Linked DNA regions of Mus musculus: region 1 is linked to region 2. Evidence: chromatin loops called from intact Hi-C (ENCODE). Cell type or tissue: heart. All regions are shown on one strand. Links, peaks and the distances in the headings refer to the core of each region. The heading gives the core; the rest is flanking DNA.

Region 1 (5,366 bases), core at 262-5,261, 120 kb before region 2:
TAGGCAATTAGAAGTCAAGTGAACAACAATAATAACAAAAAAGGGGTTGCTGGGTTTTACAGTATTTTCTGCTTTGATGCTGAGTGTCCTCGAGGTCAACTTGACATTCCCTTAAGTCCACATGAATGAAAAACAAAAACAAAAACAAAAACAAAAACAAAAACAAAAAACCTGCTGGGCGTGGTGGCGCATGCCTTTAATCCCAGCACAGAAGCAGGTGGATTTCTGAGTTTGAGGCCAGCCTGGTCTACAAAGTGAGTTTCAGGACAGCCAGGGCTACACAGAGAAACCCTGTCTCGAAAAACAAACAAACAAACAAACAAAACCACTTGAGACTTGGAAATTGAACCTGGGTGTGGTGGTGTCTGCCTTTAATCCCAGTGTTAGGAAGGCAAAGACGGGTGGACCTCTCGGGGTTCAAGGCCAGCCCGGTCTGCAGAGCAAGTCCCAGGACAGCCAGGGCTGTTACACAGAGAAACCCTGTCTGGAAAAAACAAGGACAAACAAAACAAAAGACCTGGAGATTGTTGCTGAAACCTGCTCTAAGTAATTTTAGGAGAGGACTTAAAAAATGAAAACACTGGGCTGGAGAGATGGCTCAGTGGGTAAGAGCACCTGACTGCTCTTCCGAAGGTCCCGAGTTCAAATCCCAGCAACCACATCCCACAATCCCAGCTCACAACCATCTCTAGTGAGATGTTCTGGAGTGTCTGAAGACAGCTACAGTGTACTTACATATAATAAATAAATCTTTAAAAAATGTTTATGTATTATTATATCTTAAGTAAACTAGCTGTCTTCAGATGCACCAGAAGAGGACTTCAGATCTCATTACAGGTGGTTCTGAGCCACCATATGGTTGCTGGGATTTGAACTCGGGACCTTCAGAAGAGCAGTCGGTGCTCTTAACCACTGAGCCATCTCTCCAGCCCCATAAATAAATAAATCTTTAAAAAAAAAATGAAAACACCAAAATCACATAGTATGCTGGATAGGATGACTGCTCTACCATCCTCAATAGCCCGAGTTCTAGACCTTTAGGGATCCGCAAACCAGACTCAGAATTGTGGCTTTGACATAGAAAAGACTGTCCATCTTATAAAGCAGAGTTTGGTTTGTTTGTTTGTTTTTTTAATGGAAATATCTTTGTTTATAGTTTAGTATTATCACAGCACTTCCAGGACAATAAGAAAGAGATGGCTCTAAGAACAATGACATACTCGGGCTAAGTACTTCTCACCCTCATTACTTCTGTCAGCACTGTGATCTGCCTTCTGACAGAATGAAAGTTGGGGCTTAATGAAAACATTTTAATACAGGTTTAAACACTATGGTTAAGAGAGTCAATGTGTCCTGGTCTACAGAGTGAATTCCAAAACAGCCAGGGCTACACAGAGAAACCCTGCCTCACAAAAACAGAGAGAGAGAGAGCGAGCTCGCAAGAAGCAAGCACACTTTGTATGGCTGATGAAGGCTACCTCTAGTCTCAGCAGAGACAGGCAGAGTTTCAGGAGTTCAAAGTGAGCCTGGTCTACATATCAAGTTCCTCACCAGCCAGGACCACATAGAGAGACCCTGTCTCATACAGGGTGTTTGTTGGGGGCACTCAGAAGAAAGTAAGACACATCCAAGAGCATAGGTGTAGGCTTCTCAAGGACCCAATAAGGCAGATCCATGAGAGAGTTACCATTGTTTAGCATTGGTCATCTCTCCCATCTTGACGGCTCTCAGGTTGTATCTCAAAAGATTACTAACACCTCCTCCCCGTTTTGCTGAGAAGGATGGGTGAGGTAGCTCTTTGGAATGCCTTAGATGGCAATCTTTAATAAAGTAAAAACAAAACTACTAGGGTTGCCCAAGAGATCTGGTGTATGCCCCTTTTCCCTGTAAGCCAGGGATTCTAATGGAAAATTGCAAGTTTATAGCAGGGAAGGGAGAAGGGCCTTAATTGTTATTTATGCTTGGGGCAGGTAGGCGAAGGCTCTCCTTCCCCCTTCTTAGGTTCCCCCAAATGTTCCTGTCTTTCTAGCCTGCCTCATTACCTCTTCATTCTAAATTCACTCTTCTATAATCCTTATCCTTAGAACTAGGCTCTGCAACTACCTTAATCCCAAAGGCAGCAGCATTCGTTGACCAGGCTGCCCCTCTTTGCTAGCCAAAGTAGGCACACTAGCCTGGAGTGGGACTAGGTCTGGGTGGACCCGCCAACTCAGGCAGAATGGCCTTCATTAAAGGCGGATGGGTGAAGGTGCCCAATGTAGTACAGACACGCGTGCCTGGCGCTCTCGGAGGTTGGAAGAGGGCGTCTAATCTCCTGGAAGTACAGTTACATTTGTGGGTGCTGGAAACAGAGCCCCCATTCTGCACGGAAGTGCAGCCCGTGTTTTTACTCGCTGAGCCATCTCTTAGCCCCAAACATTATTTTTCACGCTTTGTTTGTTTTGTTTGTCTTCATTTTCCCGTGACAGGGTTTCTGTGTGTCGCCCGAACTGTCTTGGACACTTGCTCTGTAGACCAGGCTTGCTTAGACTTCAGAGATTCGCCTGCCTTTGCCTCCAGAGTGCTGGAACTAAAGGCGTGCACCACCACAAACCACCCGTGGTTTTCACACTTTTAAAGCATTTTGAGGTTTGTCTTTAACTACCTTGGGCGATTGTCCAGCACAAAAGCTGTCCGCGACAAGCGATGACACACAAATAAACATTAGGCTCACAACCCTCGGCCGGGTTGGATACCCCTGGGGGGGGGGTGGTGCCCAACATAATTCTATGTTGCCCAGACACCCCTGGTAGACACCACTATACGCCCAGAGTCCCTCAATCCATACGCCAGGCAGAGATGACATCAGGAACCGCCCTTTCTCTTCTGCCAGATGCAGGGCCACACTAGCCACCTACTGGCCGACCCGGGTCACGCAATCTCCATTATCGGGAAGCGCCTCCATCTCTAGACCCTTCTAACCGGCTGGGGCCTTTCTCGCTGGTACGTTAGGCGACACTCTAGGGCGGACGCTCCTCTAGCGCCAGGGGGCGCGCGGCTGCTCCGGGGCCCTTCTGGCCTACGGCGGCAGCTCGACTGCTCCGAGGCGGCCCAGGTGAACCCCTGCGTTTCTCCGCAACGTGCCCGGGTACCGCTGGAGCTGCTACCATGGAGGTGCCGGTGGGTCCCGGGCCCCGGCAAGCTGGCGGAGGACTAGGCGCGACAAGATCCTCGTCCTCCGGCCGCGCGGCGCGGACCGCGGAGATGCCCTGGGCGCGCTTCTCTGCCTGGCTGGAGTGTGTGTGCGTGGTCACCTTCGATCTGGAGCTGGGCCAGGCGCTAGAGGTGAGCTGATGGGCTGGCTGACCCTCCAGAACTGTCTTAGTACCTCTCCTTCGGCGGCCTGAACCTCTCCAGAGGCCCCTCCTCTCCGGACGTCCCTCCTCTCCCGATGCCCCTCCCCCTCACGCTCCTCCCTTCTCTCGCCTGCACCCCTGCTTCTTTCCTCCCATTCCTCTAAGCCGCCGCGCGGTTTCTCTACCCGGGGCGCCCACCCTCCAGGAAGCAGGACTTTTCGCCTGTAGCCTTCCTGCTTGGTCTAGGGTCTTCTTAGGAGCCTCTCGGAATATTTTGCACCCTCAGGCTGACCTTTCCCCCACTTCCTTCGGCTAGTGACTAGCTTAGAGACCTCCTCTTTCCTATTGCCTGTCACCTCTCCAAGAGGAGCCTCTTCCTCAGAGCTCTAGAAACCCTTCCCAGGCCAAGGAAGGAAAGATCTGTAAAGCCTGACTGCCTGTCCATCAATGTATCCTACGCAGCATCTAACATGGACCTTTCTCCAAAGAGGCAAACATATCTCCAGCCCCTTGGTTGCTCAAGCCAGAGTCCTAGGGTTCCCCCCACCTTGCCCCCGCCACCGCCCCCAGGTCTCACACTGGGTCTGCTGCAGTCTTCAGTGTCACTGGTAGTTCGCTTCTGGCATTCCTCTTGTCTTTCAATTAGAATCAGATCCAGACCCTGTGAGGCCCTGCTTGGTTCCTGTGTCTTGAGCTCTTCTCAACCTTTGGCATCTGGTCACCAGCTGTGAGCAGCTGGGCAGGGTCTTAGGCTTTTGATGTGGTCTTTCTGTGGTCTGAAGGCCTCCATCCCCCTTACCCACCTACAAAGAAAGGCAGCTTCTCTTCTACTAGATAAGATGAAAATATCAGCCAGGCATAGTAGTGCGCGCAAACCCAGCATTTCGGGGACTGGGTGGGGGATGGGAGGTTGGTGAAGCAAGATGATTAGTTTGAAGCTAGTCTGGATTGATAGAGTCCCAAAGGAGCCTGAGCTATAGAATCAGACCTTGTTGAAAGAAAGAGAAAGGAAAGAATGAAAGAGAGGGGAGAGAGAGAACACATTGTGGCACATGTCTTTCTTTAATCTAGTACTCTGGAGGCAAAAGCAGGCTGATCTCTATGCTCAAGGCCAACCTGGAGCAGGCAAGCCAAGGCTACATAGTGAGACTTTGTCTTTTAAAAAAAAGGGAGGGGGCTGGTGAGATGGCTCAACGGGTAAGAGCACCCGACTGCTCTTCTGAAGGTCCTGAGTTCAAGTCCCAGCAACCACATGGTGGCTCACAACCATCCGTAAGATCTGACTCCCTCTTCTGGTGTGTCTGAAGACAGCTGCAGTGTACTTACATATAATAAATAAATAATTTTAAAAAAGGAAACAAAAACAACAAAAAGCAAAACCCACAAAACCACCAGGAAGATAGGAGGAGGAAGAAAGTGTTACAGGCTCAATGAAGCTTTTGACAGGTCCAGTTAAGGTAATGACTATGAGCCGGTGGTGGTGGCCCACGCCTTTAATCCCAGGACTTGGGAGGCAGAGGCAGGTGGATTTCTGAGTTCCAGGCCAGCCTGGTCTACAGAGTGAGTTCCAGGACAGCCAGGGCTATACAGAGAAACCCTGTCTTGAAAAAACAAAAAAAAAAAACCAAACAAAGCCTTGGTTAAAAAGCCCCACTTTCTGCACTGTAGATCCTTTCCTGTAGAGTTACAACAGAAGTTGAGAGACTTTTCCTTTAACCAAAGGGAAAAAAGAAAAAGAAAACCTGGTGTGGTGGCGCACACCTTTAGTCCCAACATTCAAGAGGCAGAGGCAGGCTTATCTCTGTGAGTTTGAAGCGAGCCTGATCTATATAGGAAGTTCCAGGACAGCCAGGACTATGTAAAGAGACCATGTCTCCAATAAAGAAACCTTCCCTCGCCCCCTCACCCCCCACCCCATGCATTCTCATTTCTTGTTCTCTAAAAGATAGCCATTTAGGAACTTAATTCTAAGCAAATCCCAAAGGCTTTTTTTGGAGAAAGGATGTAGAGTTGTTTTATACAGGGTATCAT
Region 2 (5,366 bases), core at 294-5,293:
TGAAAATGGGGCCAAGCCTAAGCACTATCAGTCTTCTACAAGAAGAACTGTGGTAGGGCAGAGGGTGGCAGAGACCCTGAGACAGCCTCAGAAACCTTATGTTCCTGGCCTAAGGCTGGCTGTCTTTACAGAGGCAAGCAGAGCTTACTTACCATACTGCTCCAGCCTGGGGGCCCCCTCCTCCCTAGTCTGGAACCTGTCCTAAAACACAGCCTGGACATTTTATATAAAGGTCAGCACATCTGGGAACTGCCGTGGCTGGCTCAGAGCCTGTGCATAGCCAAGTCAACAGTAAACACCCTGGCATCTGTGCCTGGAGCTTCACCCTTCACCTTTCATTAACAGAATTAAGTGCTTCAAAGAAACAGGAACAAGGAAGTGTGGGGGGAGGGCTCTGAAGAACCTGCCTTCCAGGACAGTGTTAGGGACCGTCCCTTCCACACCATGGAACCCCATTCAGGGGCAGGGAGGGTAACCCAAACAGCGACTAACAGTGAAAAAGGAGAGGATAACCCTTGGTCTGGCTAAAGACACGGAAGCAAACCAGTATTACTAACAGCAGCACCAGGCCGCAGAGCATGAGATGAAAACTTAAAACATCCTGTATAAGTGGGCGGGCCAACCAGAGGCTGTAGCAAAGCCAGCAAATGGGAAAGAACCACGTCGGCCATGCCTGCCCTGCCCTTTAAGAGGTGGGGCTGCCCCAGGTTTGCAGTTGGCTTGGTAGATCTACCCTTCAAAGCTCATCCAGGGTGCCTCTGAGCCTTCGAGGGGTATGGAGGCTACCAGAGTTGGAACATTGGCTCCAGATAGCCTTGGAGAGACTCCCTGGCTGGCCCATAGCAGGACTAGTTTCACCTCTGGTTATATGGCAGGTGGAGGGGTCCACAGGCTGGTCAGGAGACAAGCCCTGAGCCCTTGAATCATCAGACACACTCGATACAACCCATCATCTAGAGCAGGGCCAGCTGGGAGGGGTGGTCAGGCAAGAAGGCTACTGACAGCCTCTCCCCACTCCTTAAGCCAGAAGTCTGTGATTCTGGGTACCCGGCACTATCAAATCTACACATTTTCTGATCCTTTGGCTTCCTGCCTGTCAGATGTACCTCCTCACCCTGATCGTTATTCCTGGCTGAGCAACTGAGGTAGCCCTCCACTTCCATACTCACCTAAGCACCCAGCCACTGTACCTCCACAACATTTGTCATGCATCCTTCTCAGACATAGTCACGCCGTAAGAAGTATCTTCCTACTGCCCAACCTCCCCAGGGACCAAATCTCTTCATAAATCCCCAGTCAGTTAGCAGACAGTTTCCAGACCCATTCCCAGCCAAGACCACACTGTAAACCTTCATAGCATAAAGTCAGAGAGCTAGGATTTCTGTCAAAGAGGCCTCAACCAGCATTTCCTAACAAGCAGGGCCGTGTCAACCAGCATCCCCGAATGAGCAGGACTGTAGGGATACTTTTCCAGGCCTGCTACCAACCAGGCTCGATGCTTCCATATGCTAAACAACAGAACTTTTAGCATCTGCTAAATTTCTAGGGGAACTAGCCTCTGAAAATTTCCAGTAGTCTGCAGTTTTAAGAGGGAAGGGTTGGCTCAAAGAGCAGAAAAGGCCCACTCATGTCAGGGCCCACAAGGAGGTATGGCCCTGGCATACTAGGTCCAAGTAACTGGAGCCACGTCAGTCAAGCTCCCCACCTGCCCAGCCCCACAGCCGTCTCTCTTCTGGATCTATCCATACTAAGTGTGTTTTACCCAAATCCATACACCGAAAATATGAGGCTCAAAATAATTACATCAACATGCAGAGGTTTTAAGAGACGACTGAACTCAAGTGAAGCCATAAGGCAGGACCCACGATGGGATTGGTGTCCTTGTAAGAGACACTAAACAGCTATGAGGACACAACGAGAAAGGGCGACAGGACAGGCAGAGCCTTCATCAGTCACCCGAAAGACTAGCATTAGACCTAGGATTGCCAACCTTTAAAGCTATACTAAGAGGAATAAACGTTTAAATTTCTCAATCCACAAAACCCTGTTACCACCCTGATCTGACACACCCATCAAGCTTTTCAATCTCTTAAAACAAAACTGTTTCTCGGATGGCAGCTTGTTTCTCGGATGGCAGCTTGCTCCCCACCGCTGGTCCAAAGCTGACCGCGATCAACTGGAAAAACTAGACAAGCCTTCACTGTCTACTCAGAAAACCAAGACAGCAAGAAATGACAGGGTGTGCAAAAGCCCTGGCCTCCTCTGGTCTGTCTCTGGGAGCCCAGCCACTGCAGGACCCGGGAAAACCTGCTCAGGCAGGACATATTTTACCTAAGTGTGGCAGAGCTGAGGGCCGGAAGAGGAAACAAACCCGAGGTGAAGAAGCCTGGCCAGCTCTCCCGGGGACCTGGTTTCTGTCCACCTGGAGATGCCCCGGAGGAGCCTGCAGGCTCCCGGCTAGCAGTCCACTGTGCCAGAGCCCTGCTGGCATCCTGCCCCCAGTACCACGGCCACCGCAAGATGAGTCTTCCTAGGGCGACAAGACAGACAAGGAGGCCCAGGGACAGCTGCGTCGCACAAGACCAGCGGACCTCCAGCCCCTCCGCTTGGGGAGCACGAAAGCTTGGAGACTGTCCCCACTTCTAAAGAAGCTCTTGACGTCCCAAAGCCAGCGAGGGCGCTTCTGAGCCTCCGGGGTCCTCTCGGGGACTCCCGAGCCCAGGAGCAGAGCCCAGGAGCATCTACACCGTCCTGGGTCAGCCCGACCCGGTGAGCTCCGGATACCCTGGTCTTCGCAGTCCCCACCTGCAGCCCGCGCCCTCCCGCCCGCGCCGTCGAGGCGCGAGGAGCCCCGGCCCGCCCGCCCGCCCGGTCAGGCCACGGCGTACCGAGAGAGGCGGCGGCGCTCCTCAGCCGGCCTCCATGCGCGCGTCGCCGGGCTGACGGGCTGGGCCGGGGCGGGGCGGGGCGGCCGGACGGGCCGGACGGGCCGAGGGTGCGGGCCGCGCAGCATGCCGGGAAACACCTCCCAGGGCCGCGCGCGCGAGGCCCCGCCCCCGCCGGGGTCTAAGCGCAGGGCTCCGCCTCCCGGCCCGACGCCCCCAGGTCCTAGAGCGCAACTCCAGTTCACCGCGGGGTGCTGGGCCCCCCACAGGCGAGTCTGTGTGACGGGGCTGCGTTCTTGAAGCGTCCGTCCGCACCACGGCCTGGAGTCTAGGGAGCCGTCAGCGCACTGGACCGGGACAGAAGCTAGGGATCATACGAGGCGCCCTTCTGGTTTCCTTGGAGAATCGCATGCCAAGTGGAGAGGCTCAAGGGCAGAACTAAAGGGACAAAAGCTGGCCCAGTCAGCCCCAGGCCATCAGGACTTCCTACGTGTTCAGCTGCTTGTGACTGAGAGCCCGGAGACTGCGGAGGTCTCAGGGTGGGCGGGGCCCCAGTGACAGCAAGTGCCCAGTATCTTAACGCAGGCTTCAAACTCACCAGTCTCCTAGGGCACCTTAAAGGGTAGGGCAGGGAGAGAGGCCACTTGGCCCACTCAGGCCAGGTCTCCGGGCTGCAGGTCCTCCTGATCAGGGTTGATGAGTGGATGAGAGGAGCCGGGTGAGCCCATAATGGACACGTCTCCATTTGAGTACCCCAAGATAGGCTCCTGTGAGAGCCAGGCAGTGACGACCTGGAGCAGGCCCTGGCACGGGCCCTCCAAAGGGGAAGTAATCTCTGCCTAGTTCCCAGCTGCCCCATCCAGCCCTTTCAGGTTCCAAAGGGTTACAACTCTGGCCCTGATTTTTGGAGACCCTGCCTTGACATTGTACCTGTGAATGGCCCTCCTGGAAGTCGGCCACTTTGAGGAAGAGAATTCTTCCTGCACCAGGCAGAATTCCCTCCAGCAGTCTGTTACACAAGAGGCCCGCATGGAGACTACTGACAGGTATTTCCTGCCAGCATCTTCTTACAGCTTCCTGGTCTCCCGGAGGGCCTGGCCTCAAGGGGACCTCTGCCTTCTTTGCTCCTTAGTGAAGCACCATTCATCCCCCCCCCCCCTTGTCCACTACTTTGATGTCTGTGTTCTGTGGCCTCTTCAGGCCTCCTCAGCCCCATTCATTCTGCTTAACAGAAGACAGGGGTGGGCTTAGAGCTGAGACTGCCAGGCCCACTCTACCCGTTCACAAAGCACAATGAGGCTCCTCTCTGAGTACCCGTACTGTTTGGTTGAAAACCCCACTGATAGGCTAGTGTCAGGAAGGGGCCTGGGTTCTAGCCCTGGTTGGCTGGCAGTGTTCTCCCTGAGCCTGTCCTTTTTCTGTGGGCAGACCATGGTGCCACCTTTCCTGCTTGCCTGTCTAGGGGAGTGGTTCTCAGCCTTTCCAATGTTGCGGTCCTTTAATAGCTCCTCATGCTGTGGTGACCCCCCAGCCATAAAATTCTTTCGTTGCTGCCTCTTAACTGTAATTCTGCTATGGCTATGAATCATAATATCTCATGGGCAGGATATCTGATACGAGATATCCCATAGGTCGAAGAGTGCTGGACTAGGGGCAAAGGATGGCATGACATTTTTCATTAGATGCTGACCCTGAAGTGCCAGAATTCTATTTTGGCTAAGTGGCTGCTGGGGATGAAAACCAGAGCTGCCCTATAACCTGCTGGTGTCTATGGGAGCCAGAAATAGGAACCGGTGTCTGGAGGACATGCCCAGCCAGGCTGCCGGGGAAACCACGGCAGGTTTCAGCTGGGAGAGACCAGGCCCCCCTTACATCTTAGGCTTTGCTTTGGAGGAAAAAAAAAAAAAAAAAAAAGCATGGCCAGCTTGAGTTCTGCTTTCTAACAGCCATTCCCCAGCCTGCGTTGCTCAAGCAGGTTCTGTGGCGCCACAGGATGAGTGGGTGACGTATCAGAGTCGGCAGATGGAGTGCACCTTGGTTTAGCAGAGCAGCTGCTGGAGGGGCTTTTTGAGGTGAGCCATGCAGGGAGTCAATGCATGTCAGGCTTGCAGGGAAAGGCTTCAACATGGCCAGAGGAGCCCAGAGTCCTTAGAAAGAGAAAGGAGCTATCTGAAGCTATTGGGAGTAAATAGAGGGGACTAGGTTCCTAGTCAGGGGTGTGGCAAGGAGAGGCCAGGTTTGAGAACAGCAAAGACCATCATGAAGGTCCCACAGAAGTAGAGCCCCAAGTTGGCAAGCCTTGTCTGACCCCAGGGATCGGAAGGATACAGGTCCCTGGCCATCTGTGTCCAGGAAGGGGACTAGCTCATAGAGCCCTGGGAGCAGAGGACACTTCCGAGGAGTAAGATGACATTTAGGCCCAGTACCCACCATGTTGCCTGCTTCTTCAGGACACGACTTGAGCCCCTTCCCCAGAAGCAG

The links. Hi-C counts contacts between places; a loop is a spot of excess contacts. Peaks named below come from ENCODE experiments on the same cell type or tissue, not always from the same donor. Only the 100,000 strongest peaks of a DNase experiment are listed, where the experiment ranks them.
Region 1: it touches region 2 in a loop (2.6-fold over the local background); 1 of 42 quality-filtered maps calls a loop at or near these places.

Annotation. Positions count from the first base shown.
Region 1 is chr15:89,194,177-89,199,542 of GRCm38, reverse strand. Dennd6b (DENN/MADD domain containing 6B) reads left to right here and starts at 3,069. Exons shown (of 20, transcript NM_027081.3): 1 at 3,069-3,324. The coding sequence starts at 3,148. In heart, for the core only: a CTCF peak has its summit at 2,966; DNase peaks (open chromatin) are centred at 2,322, 2,962, 3,422 and 4,031; H3K4me3 peaks cover 2,199 bases; H3K27ac peaks cover 2,095 bases.
Region 2 is chr15:89,073,664-89,079,029 of GRCm38, reverse strand. Trabd (TraB domain containing) reads right to left here and starts at 2,966. Exons shown (of 10, transcript NM_026485.2): 1 at 2,889-2,966. It overlaps 1810021B22Rik (RIKEN cDNA 1810021B22 gene), which reads left to right and starts at 3,176. Exons shown (of 4, transcript NR_040417.1): 1 at 3,176-3,416; 2 at 4,832-4,957. In heart, for the core only: a CTCF peak has its summit at 3,137; DNase peaks (open chromatin) are centred at 679, 2,459, 3,069, 4,619 and 2 weaker places; H3K4me3 peaks cover 4,570 bases; H3K27ac peaks cover 3,614 bases.